Regions from separate parts of the Homo sapiens genome. Here all the other regions are linked to region 1. Evidence: chromatin loops called from intact Hi-C (ENCODE). Cell type or tissue: PC-3. All regions are shown on one strand. Region 1 overlaps SEMA5A (semaphorin 5A). Region 2 overlaps SEMA5A (semaphorin 5A). Region 3 overlaps SEMA5A (semaphorin 5A).

The links. A loop is a pair of places that touch in the nucleus more often than their neighbours do. Peaks named below come from ENCODE experiments on the same cell type or tissue, not always from the same donor. Only the 100,000 strongest peaks of a DNase experiment are listed, where the experiment ranks them.
Region 2: it touches region 1 in a loop (4-fold over the local background); 3 of 110 quality-filtered maps call a loop at or near these places.
Region 3: a loop joins it to region 1, with 4 times the contacts of the local background. A loop is called at or near these places in 3 of 110 quality-filtered maps.

What each region holds. Positions count from the first base shown.
Region 1 is chr5:9,236,781-9,241,780 of GRCh38, forward strand. SEMA5A (semaphorin 5A) reads right to left here. Exons shown (of 23, transcript NM_003966.3): 6 at 1,048-1,110. Among named protein-coding and RNA genes, the nearest start is that of MIR4636, 190 kb to the left of the region's middle. In PC-3, no CTCF peak of the experiment used is centred here; DNase peaks (open chromatin) are centred at 2,541 and 3,091; H3K4me3 peaks cover 1,308 bases; H3K27ac peaks cover 2,172 bases.
Region 2 is chr5:9,323,030-9,328,029 of GRCh38, forward strand. All of the region lies in intron 4 of SEMA5A (semaphorin 5A), which reads right to left. Among named protein-coding and RNA genes, the nearest start is that of SEMA5A-AS1, 190 kb to the right of the region's middle. In PC-3, no CTCF peak of the experiment used is centred here; a DNase peak (open chromatin) is centred at 2,702; H3K27ac peaks cover 560 bases.
Region 3 is chr5:9,346,273-9,351,272 of GRCh38, forward strand. The region is part of intron 3 of SEMA5A (semaphorin 5A); the gene reads right to left. Among named protein-coding and RNA genes, the nearest start is that of SEMA5A-AS1, 160 kb to the right of the region's middle. In PC-3, no CTCF peak of the experiment used is centred here; DNase peaks (open chromatin) are centred at 1,889, 2,259, 2,679 and 4,199; H3K4me3 peaks cover 787 bases; H3K27ac peaks cover 1,452 bases.

The DNA.
Region 1 (5,000 bases):
TTTTCCTCCTTCTCTTCTTCCTACTCCTTTATTCAGGGTTGGGAAACCCCATAACTAAGCTGGCTGACACTTGCCTCAGTGTCTGACTCCCACAGCGATTCAGTTAAAGGGCAGGGAAGCAGACAATGAAATTGGGTAAAAAAAAGGTACATAACACTCTTTTATAAATACAGAAGGGGGAGGATCTTTTGCCAGTGCTCTCTGCATTTGCTATATTTTTTTCCCCAAACTATTGGTCCTAGGACCAACTTTGCATAGCAAGCCCTCTTTTCTACTCTGTGTATAACTGCTGTCTTCTGTAACCCAAAGCATAATTCACCATTGGAAGTCTGTGCTCCAATATAAAGTAAGAAGATCACTAACAGAATAATACACAGTGAGCCTGTTCACAAGCTGCAGAAGAATTTCCTCAAGTTGATCATGAATAATTTTCTCAAAGACACATAGTCTTCCTGGAAAGGCAAAGAATCACGCATCTTTTTGAGCCAGAGAAACATTTGAAAGAAGCCTGCAACATGTACAATTGCTCAAGAAACACATTTCCAACCTTAGCTATAAACTGCACATTCTATAGGAACATGGGATGTAGATTTTCGTATGAAAAGAGAGTTTATTATAAAGAATATGTTAAGATAAAGAATCTATCACAAATAATATTTTATGTAATAAATTTATTTGTCATATCATTACTTTCTAGATTTAGCTGTAAAGTAAGAAAGGAGGAATTTAAAATATCTTAAAAATTCAGGCCCATATTTTTTCCAGCGCTATCAATCAATTAATTTCTTATCTTAGTCTAATGACAGAAAGGGCAAATTAGCTCTGATCTTCTTATGTTCTGAATCCTTTTTGGAAATGATTGATTGCTGGGGTTAATTTTAATTTAGTATTAAAAACTTGAGAATATACCGTATACATATTTTGAATCTTGCTTTTTTCACTTTACATGGCACCGTAATCAGGAATACTCTTCATATCAACATGCTTTATATAGTGTAGAGTCCTTCAAGACAGGGTGATGGCTGCTCATAATTGCATTCTTCTTACCTTTGATTTGCCTTTGCTGTAACAGGCCTTTTTGGTAGCTTCATCACACTCCCATTCCACAGCCTGTAGAAAACACCAAAACAATAGCAGTCATGGTTTTGACTAAATAAAAGGGAAAATATAAACAAGGTAACAAGGCACTGGTAACCAGATTAGGAAATATGGCTGCATCCTGGCACCAACATTTTCATACTCATAGAATTTACACCAAATACATGAAATTTAGTCATGGGCTTAGATTTAGCTCTAATATTGAAGCATAAGGACCTTCCCCCTTACTATTTGCTTTTGGGTAGTAATGATGGGATGCTTAGATCTAGTCACTGTTAGAAAGGAACAATGAGTTGGTGACTATAGCACTGATGGTAGAAATGATCACTTCAGTGAAACTATGGAATAGACCCAGACGAGGCTTAAGGGAGAGGCCTTGAGACAAGATAATTTAAATATTAATTTTAACATTTTTATTTTATTCAAATAATATGTCATTTATCAATATTCATAGATAATGAAGGATGATTTTGCATATCCTTACTACCAAGATATACCTGTAAATGATAATCAATCAATAGATAGCTCATGCAAAGAACATAGCTAGGATTTTTCCCCAGTAGCAGTCATTTTCATACTATTATTAGCTCTGACTAAATGTTTAGAGCCACAGCTTTTAAATATTTTTTCTCAGAATTTCCAAATCTCACTTATGCTGATTAATTTGCTATGTGTGCTTCCACGTCTGATGCTAACTCACAAATGAAATGTGTGATTAGTGAAGAAAACAGACAGGGCTTGCTTTACAGAAAGGATGCCTACAGGCATCCATGGCCTAGCTCTCGTGAATAGTTTTTTGCGCAAATTGAGGCACCTGGGCTTTTTTTTTTTCTCTTTTCTATCATTGTATAGAGTGTGAACTTTTATAGGGTAAAAATATTTTTTTCATTCTCCATACCTGTTATCAGAATTATTATTTTCTATTTTACTATTAAAATTGGATTTCTGAAGGAACAGGGATGTGCGGTAATTCAATCATTAACAGAAAGACATTTTGAGATAGAGACTTTTTTCTGTTAATTTGGACTAATGTCAAATAATAAACTAAACCAAAAGCAACCTAGTGTCAAATCATATGAAGGAAAATAATGGCTTCACCCTTATTTTTTAGTAAGAAATGTTTTCTTTCTAATTATCCAAACTTGGGAGAATAACAAAGTCAGGCTAACACCATTCTCTAATATCTTCTGCCTTCCAAAGAATGTTACATAACAGAGATTAAATCATACAACACTGCATCTTGTATAATTTATGTTACTTGGCAAATATGAGTCCATAAGAAAAGTATTCTAGAAAGAACCACTTCAGTGTCTTTGAAACCAAAACAATGCTATAACTGTTTTCCCTTGTGCAGACTTGAAGATTTTTGTCAGTGTCAACATCTGATAAGAGAATTTGTTAATTCCTTCTGTGCTGTTTCCCTGTTCATAATGTTTGATGGTAACAATACAGTCATAGCTAATCAGCATCTGATGCAAACACATGATTTGAATTCCATACCAGGATGACAAATATTTTCATGAAAAGCAATGACACCTCCAGAGAAAACAGCCTCCCATACAGTTGCATAACTATATCCCCATGAAGTACAGATAAAATAAATGAAAATAAATGTGTTGTTGTTCATCTGATTTGACCTTTAGTATATTCCTTTCTTAGATCTCTTTACAAAATATTACTCAGTTTTTTTGTATTTAAGTAGATATCCACGTCTTGGCCTTTACTTAAACTTAAAACAGTATTGAGGATTGATTAAAACAGTATTGAGGACTGAAAGAATATGATATATTCTTTCAGCAGAGTAAAACTCATTATAACTTTGATTGTGTATTGCCAGAGGTTTCAGTATTACATATCACCAAGAGGAACTGGTGTTACACAATTACTAGGAAAACTATACAGTGAAATACTTTAGATAAAGAGTCATTCACGGTGGCTTTCATTGGTCTAGTGATTTTGTTAAAAGTTAAATAATAATGTTCTCTTCTATAAACATGAAAGCTATAAAGAGAAGGATTAGTCCCAGGGCTAAGGAAGAAGAATATTTACCAAATGCCATCAAAATTGTTCAGATCCTGCGGCTGAAATGGCAAACAAACAGCTTCACAAGTCTACCTAATGCCCAAATAGCCTTTGCATTTTCAAGATAAATATTGGCCAAAGATTGAAAGGGAAAATAAGAGAAGAAAGAATGTGAGAGTTTTAAAAAATATTTCATTATTTTTATCCAGCATACCAAAAAATAGCAACTGCTCTTACAAGTTTATTAGACCAATAATAAATATGACAAATCTTACAGATTTTCTGAAGATAGTGATTAGAAAGAAAAAAAATTAATTTCCTAAGGCATTTTATTACAGCCTCACTAGCTTGCCTATAATATTCAAATCCAGAATTAATTAAAGACCATGATTGTACAGCTTTTCTGTTCACTTTCTACCTGAATAGAGAACAGGATAAAGGGAAATTTTATATTAAGAATGGAACTTTACTTATTCCAGAAGACAGCAGGAATATATACATATTATTGGATAGCACAGAATTTGAAAAGGAATAGAATGGAGAAAAGTGGCTTTTCCAGATTATACTAGAATGGGATGCTCCAGATTCATCCCATAGTGTCCTCCTATTCACTAGGTCAGCTAGACTTTGCCTATTTCATCACTTGACAGACATGAAATTAAAAAAAAAAATCCATCAGAGACAAATAAGAGTATCAATGTACCTCCTCTCTGTGGGTTCTTATTTCTCACAGTGACGCATTTTTCTGTTTGAAATTAGGCTGTTTGTTTAACCTGGTCACAACTTCCTTATTCTTCTAGATCCATTCTAATGAACCAAATACCTCTTAATCAAGCCTTCTCTTTCATTTCTCAGTGAAAATTTTTATTATTTCATGTATCATGATTATAGAACAAGTCTCACTACTGATTTGAGAAGCCACGTGTCCACTTGTATTCAAAAGATGTTTTTCCACTAACCCAAACCTATCTTTACAATAGTCAAAACAAGTGCTAAAGCATTCTACATTTCAGATCTCAACCCAACATTCATAGTCTCATTTCCTGAGTCTCCCTTTTAAAAATATTTAATTTTTGTCATCTTTTGTCTTTTTCTATTTCAGGATAGCCCAGTAGAGAAAAGAAATATTTCTACTCTAGGCTATTCAATATTTTGTCTGCATTATATATTTCAGCAGCAGACATATAGCAGTAATATTGTGGTTACTTGAATATTCAAAGATTAGATACAGTAGGCAGTGAGTTTGAAACACCTACATTTTAAAAGACACAACGATTCCTGTTTGCAGTAAGTTTTTTTCTGTAAATACATACAAATAATACCTGTACTAAGGAACAACTCACAGAAGTTTTGCTTTATGCAAATACATTAATTATCTCCTTTATTTAACAAATATTCATTAAGTACCTACCAAACAGAAGACACTCTTCTATGTGACTGACAGAAGGAAAAACAGACATAGAGATACACATCAGATATTAATTTACAATACAGCATAAGTGTATTCCATCAGCCTAGACAGAATTATGTTAAATCTGAGGAGTCAACAGTGTTCATTTTCATTGTTATAGTAGCCATATGCACGTTAATCTCAGGTCCAGTGACACACTCTAACTTATAATATCATTAGCTTTCAGGATGTGACAAACATACAAAGAGAGCTACAAAAAAAAAAAAAAAAAAGAAGAGGCTTATGGAAAACCCATTTTATATCTGCATAAATCCTGGGTATGCAACAAAGCCCCCATTGTTTCAAGGTACAGCATCCATTGGACCGTGTTGCACACAGACATACTACGGTTAGGATAAATGGAGCTGTGATCTCAAGAGTAAATCAGATAGAGAAAAGAAAAAGAGATTGGCTCTTTTTATGTATGTGT
Region 2 (5,000 bases), 86 kb after region 1:
TGAGGAGAACAGTTTGAGCCTACGGGTCTGGCTGTTTAAATGGCACCTCTTTTCTCTCTTTTTATTTTGCCTGAACAACTCCCTGCCCATACCTAATTCTAAGAATATCCCTATTTCTTAACTTATAAAATGAAAGAGATAAACTATACAATTATCTCAATGTATTTAAATAATACAAATTCCCAAAAGACTGTGACCATGTTTAGATATACACATTGCCTAACTAAGTTCTACGAATAAATGGCCATTCAACAAAAGTATTTTTATTATGGCAAATTTAAATCATTTCCTGAGAAGTGTTTTTCATGTGTTATTTTTCACAACTGAGTAACTTATTTCAAAATAATCTTAAAAGAAATCTCAACATATAAAATAGATACAATAATTCTTTAATAGTATAAATTGATGTAATAAGTACTTATGTATTTGTTAATAAAATCAGTTGATGAAGCTTTCTTAAAAAAATTAAAACTCCACTTATCAGAACTATTTATCATCTTACACAGATCAACATCTATTTAATGTGTATATTCATGCCAGTTGATTGGTTATATTTTTGTTGATTTTTTATTTGTTTGATTTTTAAGGCACAGAGTTGGTAGGTGCTTTTAAATGTTTCTTTTTTTCCTTTTTTTTTTTTTTTTTTTTCTGAGATGGAGTCTTGCTTCTTCGCCCAGGCTGGAGTGCAATGGCATGATCTCGACTCACTGCAACCTCCACTTCCTGGGTTCATGCAATTCTCCTGCCTCAGCCTCCCCAGTAGCCAGGATTACACTGACATGCCACCACGCCTGACTAATTTTTATATTTCTGGTAGAGACAGGGTTTCACCATGTTAGCCAGGCTGGTCTTGAACTCCTGACCTCAAGTGATCCTCCCAAAGTGCTGGGATTACAGGTGTGAGCCACCACGCCTGGCCTAAATATTAGTTTAATAAATGACTATGGTCCATGGAAAACCCAAGTAGTCAAATACCTCACTACACAAACAGTTTAGTATTCACCTTATTACAATTTTCAGCTATTTTAAACAATATTTTATTTTATTTTTTTTTTTTGAGATGGAGTCTCGCTCTTCCGCCCAGGCCAGAGCGCAGTGGTGCTATCTTGGCTCACTGCAAGCTCTGCCTCCTGGGTTCACGCCATTCTCCTGCCTCAGCCTCCCGAGTAGCTGGGACTACAGGCGCCCGCCACCACACCTGGCTAATTTTTTGTATTTTTAGTAGAGACGGGGTTTCACCGTGTTAGCCAGGATGGTCTCTATCTCCTGACCTCATGATCCACCCACATCAGCCTCCCAAAGTGCTGGGATTACAGGCGTGAGCCACCGTGCCTGGCCTAAACAATATTTTAAAAGGTGAACCATAAGTAAAACATTTGTGGAATTCCCTAATCACATCCCAAGAACCTAAGAATCTGATAAAACACAGTGTGGATTCTGCTATTCTCAAATCTCTTTCCTTGAACTATTTGGCCCCACATACAACTCCAAATGCATTTTTGCTGTAGGAAAAATTCCAAGCCAGCTGGCAACATGAGGGACTTGAAATCTCTCAAGACAGCTTGATCCATCACAGTTTAGGTCAATGACCTACAAAGTTAAAGGTTACAAAAAGAGAGAAAACCTTCTAAAGGGGATAAAAAATTGATATTCCCAGGTGTTGGGCCACTCACAAACTAAAGTAAGATCTACAGAACCCTGCAAGTGGCTGTCCTCCAAGGTATTACAGAAGAGGCAACCACTTTATCTTGCAATTGTGTGAGCACAGAGGAGGGAAAACAATATGCGTGAGGTTCATGAGAAAGGCCACCAGCCTTTCCAACATGAAGGAATAATGCTTCTGGCCCCTGGCCAACTGGAAATGCTAACCAAATGTTGCAAGTAGGGTCAGTCTCCCTAACAGGGCAATGCTTTGAGCAACCCAAAGCATTTAAGTGATCTCATTAATCTTCATAACACCCCTAGATGTAAATAGGTAGTAATAAGGAATATTGCCATTCTTCAGGGAAAAAGGCAGTGGTGCAAGAGGTTAAGAGATTAGATTCTTTGAATGCATTAGTTGTATAGCTTGGAGGAATGATTCTATACTTCTATTTTTCTCCTGTCATTACCAAAATGAAAAGCAAGAGTTTGCCAAAGTGTAACAGTTCAGTGTTATGGCTATAGCAAATAAAAACATGAGTTTTTTCTGCCTGTGGTATGGATCTACTTTTTTTTTTTTTTCTCAAATGCCATGGAATAAAATTTGACATTGCACATTCACGTGCAATAAACCAGATTCCTTTTAGGAGTAATAACATATGAGGAGTACACAGATCCAATGGGCTGAATAATTCAAATCACAAAGCTATTAAGTTTGGCAGATGCAAAATCACAATATTGAAGCCCATTCTTCGTTTCCCCACTAGACACCTGAGTGCGTTTTCTACGTCTTCACCAAAGTTTCTTGCTTACTGACTCTAGGATTGAATAACTCATTCCTGGGTCCCATCACTTCCCCCAGTGGCCTATTAGAAACAAATCACTAAGCATAACAATATATTCTCGGAGGGAGCAGTGGGGACCTTAATAGATGAAGTTCATTTGTATCTTCATGTAAAGTAGTAAAATGCAGCCGGCATTAAAGAAAAGGTTGAGCCATCATGAGCATATTAACTAAATGACTCATTTCATCTAGAGACACTATAAAACTTAACTTTGACCTCCATAAATTATGAAAGACACAGGTGTTTTAAAAGGACATTCTCTTAGAATAACTCAATTGGCCTCTGATGAATATGACTATAAAATCAAAGAAAAAATTACAAGTTCCTATTGAACGTATGAGTTAGAGGTTTGCTTACAACTGAGAAAAGAAGAATTAAGGAAGGTAGATTTGTATTTTGTACTAGAGCAAATGAAGGCAGAAGCCGATAAAATGTATAAAGACATTTTAACAATGTTGACAGAAACGTTTGTTGCTGATTAATAAAAGTTTAGACCAAGGCTGATCACGAAACAATCCAAAGACAAAACAGACACTGCCCATGAGCCAGTTGGGGAAGGCTGAGAGCTGACCAGTCTCTCCTGTCCCTGCACCAGCTTCCTGCACACAATACTTTCCTCACTGCAAGTTTCCTTCCATCCTCACTGCTGTCAACATCTAACTGGCACAGAACTTTTCAAGTATAGTGACATCCTACATGATACGCACATTTTCAATTGCACTGGTAGACTTTTGAAGATAACAAGTTATGTTTGAGATGGAGTCTCGCTCTGTTGCCCAGGCTGGATGTGCAGTGGCAGCATCTCGGCTCACTGCAACCTCCATCGCAGGCATTCAGCAATTCTTGTGCCTCAGCCTCCAGGGTAGCTGAGATTACAGGTGCGCGCCACCATGCCCAGCTAATTTTTTGTGTGTTTTTAGTAGAGATGGGGTTTCGCTGTGTTGGCCAGGCTGGTCTTGAACTCCTGACCTCAGGTGATCCCCCTGCCTGGGCCTCCCAAAGTGCTGGGATTACAGGCATGAGGGAGGCCGAAGCAGACAGATCACCTGAGGTCAGTAGTTCGAGACTAGCCTGGCCAACATGGCGGGAACCTACCCCTACTAAATATACAAAAAAATTAGCTGGGCGTAGTGGTGCACAACTGTAATCCTATCTACCTGGGAGGCTGAGGCACGAGAATCCCTGAATGTGCAAGGTGGAGGTTGCACTGAGCAGAGATCCTGCCACTGCACTCCAGCCTGGGCTACAGAGCGAGTCTCAATAAATAAATAAAATAAGGAAAAATAGTAACTATATCCTTTAAAACATAAAGTGTTGTAAAATTAGTTTGATTATCTAAGTGTAAATATTTAATATCGTGATCATATCAGTAAATTTAAATATAATGATTTAATTTAATCATGTAACCAACTCATATAATTCACCAATTCACCAGCATGTCTATAATTGTGATTTCCAAGACTTTTCATTATGCTGGTCGACTCTAAGTAAATTCTAGGAGACTTTTTATTTTGTGGTTATAACTATCCTAAAAAATGTCTGCTTCATGTATTTTTTTCATGGGTTTCTCAGAAGATAATTAAATTTCAAAATTACAAAGCCTTTCCAAATAGTATCACATTATATTTAAATAGTTAGATCACATTTAAATCACAGTTTTTAATTCTTTTGTGAGTTTTTTTCTAAAATATTTTAAAATATGGTGACAAATTTATAATATGGTCATGTGATTAGCTATCTCCTCAGTCAGAATTTTCTCTACCCTCCTCAAAAATAGTAAATATGTATTCTTCGGGCTATGCAAATTTCAAGATAACTGTAATTTAATTTTTGTTGCTGTTAATACTGTTACGTGTGTCTGGTACCCATTCTCCCAGAATCATATTAACTTCTTTCATTCCCTATCCCAGAAAGAGCATTTTGAGCTCCTTAAAAGTCTTGGTTATTAGAAATAAATTTCAAAGAACACACTAAAACTGAGATCAAACCATTTTAATAGCATTCTTATATATTTAAATACCAAGATTAAAAGGTGCAAAAATAGATGGATAGTCTCTTATTATTTAGCAAGTAGAATGAAATAACAAAGATACATTTTAATGGCATGCAGTAACTAAACAATGCCGCCAGCAAATCTTAGAGATATAAAATCAGGAAAATATTTTCCCACAAATATATTTAGGGTAAAAGTTATTAATCAATATTGTTAATAATTACACTAATAGTTTACATTTTATTATGCTTTAATTATTACTTGCAAATCTCTAAGTGCTGTGAGGATTACAGATGATGATTTATTGCTCTAAATTTAACTCGCGACTTTTGCCTTTGTGGGTCCTCTGGGTATCTGATTTGTTCCTTTCTGTTTTTCAGTTAACAGAGATAATTTTTCATTTGAAAAAAAATGCCAACTGAATATTTCTATGGTTCCTTTAACCTGTGATTTCCTAGGACTATTCATGCTTTAAATTATCTCCATATACAATTAATTTTCTAGGTTATCTTCAGTATTCA
Region 3 (5,000 bases), 110 kb after region 1:
TTCCTGCCCCATCCCCTTTCCAGCTCCCCTTCCACTGAGACCCACTTTCATTGGCATTTATCACCATTTACCTCCACATTTACCACCCTTCAGTTCGCTCATGTAACCTCATTTTTCCTGGACACCAGACAAGAGCTTGGAAACCATGGGGGCAGACACAAAAGGGCCTGCTGAGCTGTTAACATTTAAGCTATCTGCAGGCAGCAGAGCTAAAAGAGCACTGTAATATGCCCTCTGGGGTTTCAGGGGTCACAGGTTCCCCACTAGATGTTGGTGCGGGGCCTACAGGGAGTTGGCTCCTGCCAGCATCCAAAATTGCTCACCCTGGCTCCTGCATCTGCTCACCTGTATGCTCCCTCCAGCATGGGGTGGAACACGGAGGGTCTGAGTCAGTGGAACTCACCCCTGCTAGTGCCAAAGTGGCCAGCTGGTTCCAGCGTGTGTGCACTCCATTTCCGGCCTCGTTTGCACACTCCCTCCCACAGGAGTTGAGAGCTGAGGGCTGAGTAAATGAGGCATCCCTATCACAAGTCCTGGGAAGGGGTCAGGGAAATATCTGGCTTCATACACACATAGATATATAAATATAGGCATCAATGTGGTCATTGTGTATATATATATGTGTGTGTGTGTGTGTGTGTGTATATATATATATATGTATTTGCCTAAGTGTATTCAAATAGATATTATAGACACTTAATAGACTACAGTAGAAAGAAAAAAATTATCTCAAAAAATGTCTACAGGAAATGAGTCTGTCCCATTTATAGAACTTTTAAAAAACAAAAATATTTAATAATAACCAATTAGAGAAATTAAAACATTTCGTATCACGAAAAAAGACCCAAAATAGCAGGAAGCATAAAGCATCTTTCATTTGCATTTTCCTTTGTAAATATGACACTGAAAACACAGCATTTTAAAAATGCAAGCAGTGCTTTTTCGAATCTTTTCTGGTTTCTATTGCAGTCTGTTGAAAGTGAGTCAAGTGTTCTATCAAGTCTTCATATGATTTTGTTGCATTAACACATAGTATACCTAACCCATTTCTCACATGTTCATTGTAGAAAAATATTCACAAACTACAACTTTTGCAAAAGGTCTACACTCTGGATTTGGATTCTTGTGAAGTTCACTGTTTCATCTTGGGCAGGCTTCCTGGTGGATGTCTCAGAAACCAAAAAGCTGTGATAGCTCCTTTTTACTCGATGAGTTCCTGATTGGGTCTTCCTTCAAACACCATTTGAAAACTACAAGCTTGTGTCACACATTTTTTTCTTTTCTTTTTTTTTTACATCCTGGAATCTATGGCATAAAATGTATCCATAATGTAAATCAGCATTAAATACTAACCACCAACCTGTGATTGTAGGAAAAAATGCGTGCACTGTTTCAGTGAGGGCAGGAGCAGGGACCTGCATGGAGAGGCAGCTGGTGATCAAGGCTGCTGGGGCAGGCGGCAGACAGGCTTCATGTCCAGAAGGGACTCCTGTGTGACTTTCCAGACCTACCGTTTCTCTAAGCTAGATCGTCGTCACAAGATAATACTGAACAACTAAACATATTTTTCCTTGGTATTTTGAGAGAAATCTTAGGAAGCAAAATTTCACTGGAACCAATTACCATCTTGTAACCAATTGAAATGCACTACCTTTCTGAAACAGGGGTGGGATTAATAAATTCCACTGTTACCCCACGTTTTCAATTCTTTGCATGATTTTCAGGCCATACCACAAATAACTTGTCAAATCTCAGGATCTAAATGCCAGTGTTAGGTGAGGGTCTGGCTACTCCAGCCCAAGGAGTTCCGAGTCATTCAAGGGTTGCCTCAGACCCACCTGGCAAGTGCAAAGAGACACTAGTGAAAAGTTGTCTGTAATCTGAGTTCAAAATCTGCCTCACAGGCTAGAGTTGCCTTCCCTTTTGTTTATAACTTTCAAGATCTTGGTAAATTCCTATTTCATTAAACCATCTGAAGCAATTAATTAGGATAAGAAACAAGCTGATAAGTGCCTGGGTTTTATTGCTAGATAACTCCTAGAAGAAGCAATTTCTACTCATCCATCAGGAAAGACAGATTTTTTTTAAATTTATAAGATTATGCAAATTCATATATTATAACACAAACTAAGCATGACCCTCAAATTCCTGGACTGTGATTAACTTTGTCCTTCAGGCTATGAAGTTGGTGCCCAGCCTGCCCCTCCCTTCAACTTTACGTGGCTTCAAAGTACTTTGAGTCACCCATAGGAAACTTTGCCCAGTGCAGAAGGGTTTTCATTTTGACTCCTGACCTGCAGCATATGATTTTAGGCTATAAAATCTAATTGCAAAATCTCCATGTTGTGACAAAGAACAACAAAAAGTAATTTCCCTTAGATTTATAACTTTAGAATTACAAATGATGTTAATATGACTAAAATTACAAAAATGAACAATTTCTATTCAATAGGCACTTAGATTATTCCAGAAGTGGCCAAAGTGCTGGCTGTGTAAACAGTGATAGCCAGAAGACTGACAGCAAAGAAAGCCATTCGCCACCAGATAACGACAGAGATTGCAGAGGAACGTGCCAGAGATTTCTTAGAGCCTTAGGGTGTGTGGTTTTAAAATATCCAGAATAGTTCTGCTACATATTCAGAATTTGCCAGACCTCAGCTTTAAGACAATAAATCATTTGCTTAAGGAAAATCTCTTTCTGTCACATTCTCACAATTCACACGTAAGTTTCCTGTCTGCCTCCTCACTATAGGAAAATCTTTAGCTTCTAATCTAAGCCACTACTTCTTCAGACCTTAGGATTCAAGGGAAGAAGAAAGCTGTGGAACTCAGGAGACAAGACAGGGTCATGCAAGGAAGGCTTCTTGCTTGAAGAGAGGTCTAATAAGTCCCAAGGTGGCCTCTTTGCCGAAGTACAGATTCTATCTACACATCGGAACTAGAACATATTTGCCAAGTCAGACCAAGGTTTTTCCAGGAACTTTAGGGTTAAGCATTAGGTGGATGTGCACCAAAAATACTGGGGCAGCACAATAATTCATGTACGTAGTCAAGTAATATTTATTTATTGAGTACCTGCTACATAGAAGAACCAACTGTAGGTACTGCCTGGAATACAAAGTTATATAAGACAGACCTCTGCCTTCAAGACATTTATAATTTAGCTAAGAAGATGAGATACACACAAAAGAGAGTTAAACTGAAGAAGATAAATACTATCTGATCCCAGGGAAAAGCATAAAGATGATAAATGCTCTAAAGCAGCACCATCCAATGAAAATGTAATGTAAGCTGCACATGTAATTTTGTATGTCCCAGTAGCCATGTTAAAATGCTGTTAAAGAGGGTTGGGCACGGTGGCTCACGTCTGTAATCCCAGCATTTTGGGAGGCTGAGGAGGGTGGTTCACTTGAGGTCAGGAGATCAAGACCATCCTGGCTAACACAGTGAATCCCTGTCCCCACTAAAAATACAAAAAAATTAGTCAGGCATGGTGGCATGCACCTGTAATCCCAGCTACTCGGGAAGCTGAGGCAGGAGAATTGCTTGAACCCAGGAGGCAGAGGTTGCAGTGTGCCGAGATTGCGCCACTGCACTCCAGCCCGGGCAACTGAGCAAGATTCCATCTCAAAAAAACAAAACAAACAAACAAACAAAAAAAAAACATGCTATCAAAATAAAATTCATTGAGGTATCTTTGTGTATGTGTATTCTAAGTCTTCGAAATCCTTACACTTACTGCACTGGACACCTTTCAAGTACTTTGAAGCCATACCTGGAGAGTGGCTACACGATTGGACAGCACATACCCAAGATATTAAGAACAGGCTTCCTTGGTAACATGGAGCCTTTGTTGGATGGAAAAACAAATTAACTTGTCTTCTTAGAACCAGCTGCCATAGAGGTCAGCGCAACCTAATCAGGCACTGATTCCAACAAAACTACCCTGCATTTACCAAATATACTGATGAAAGTAACACAGTCCTTGGAATTTGGTTGATTTAGGTTGGAATCTCACAGGCAGAACTTTTTTCTCGGGAACCGTATTCATAAGTGAGTAGTTTAATAATGGGTTGACTCAGCAGGTCTGCGGTATTCAAGCCAAGCATGTTCCAAGAGAGTGTCTGGTCTTTGACTGGCTGCTGGGAAATAATATCTAAGCCCTTACAATATTCTGCCTGATAGGAGTGTCTCTCTCTCTTGACCTGAGATCTTTGATCCATGCCAGATAGTCTACACTAACAATGCAGTTTACAGTGGGGACCTGTGGCCAGGCTGCATCTGGTTGACTTCAGGAAGGGCTGGAGTCTGAGTAACTAAGGTCAGCCATGCAAGCATTCCATGCTTTTGTGATCAACCCTCAATAAATCCCTGGACACCAAGGCTACATTGCATTTCTTTGGTTGGCAATATTCCATTCATTTTGCCAAATGTCATTTCTGGGAGAATACAGTGCTGTCCTTATGACTGCACCGGGAGAGAACAATCTTTCCCAAGCTTTTCTGAGCTCAGGATTTATACACAGTCTTTCCTAAGCTTTGCCCCACATGCCTTTTATGGGTGCTAACTTTAATCTACATCTACCCCATCACTGTAATCAACCCTAACTGCAAGTATAAATGCTTTTCTGAGTTCTGTGAGTCCTTCTAGAAAATCATTGAACCTGACAGTGGTACTGGAGACCACCAACTCAAAGCTTCTCCCTCTTGTGATGATAAGCACAGTAAACACAATAATAAAACCTGTATAAATATCCCTGGACACAGATGTGTTAGTTTGGAAGAGTCAGAAATATATAGAAATCACTGTCTCACTTTATCAGGGCATTATGGTACCTGCTTATCTAGGAAGAGATCCAGTTCCCTCCAATAGCATCAGAATCTCTTAGGCAGCAATCTTTAGCTTTTACAAAGGGTAAATTCCTTCCTAGGATCAAGCTTGAAACTTCTTTACATGAGTTATAATAGGCATGTGGCTAGAAACTAGACAAATGCCACTCA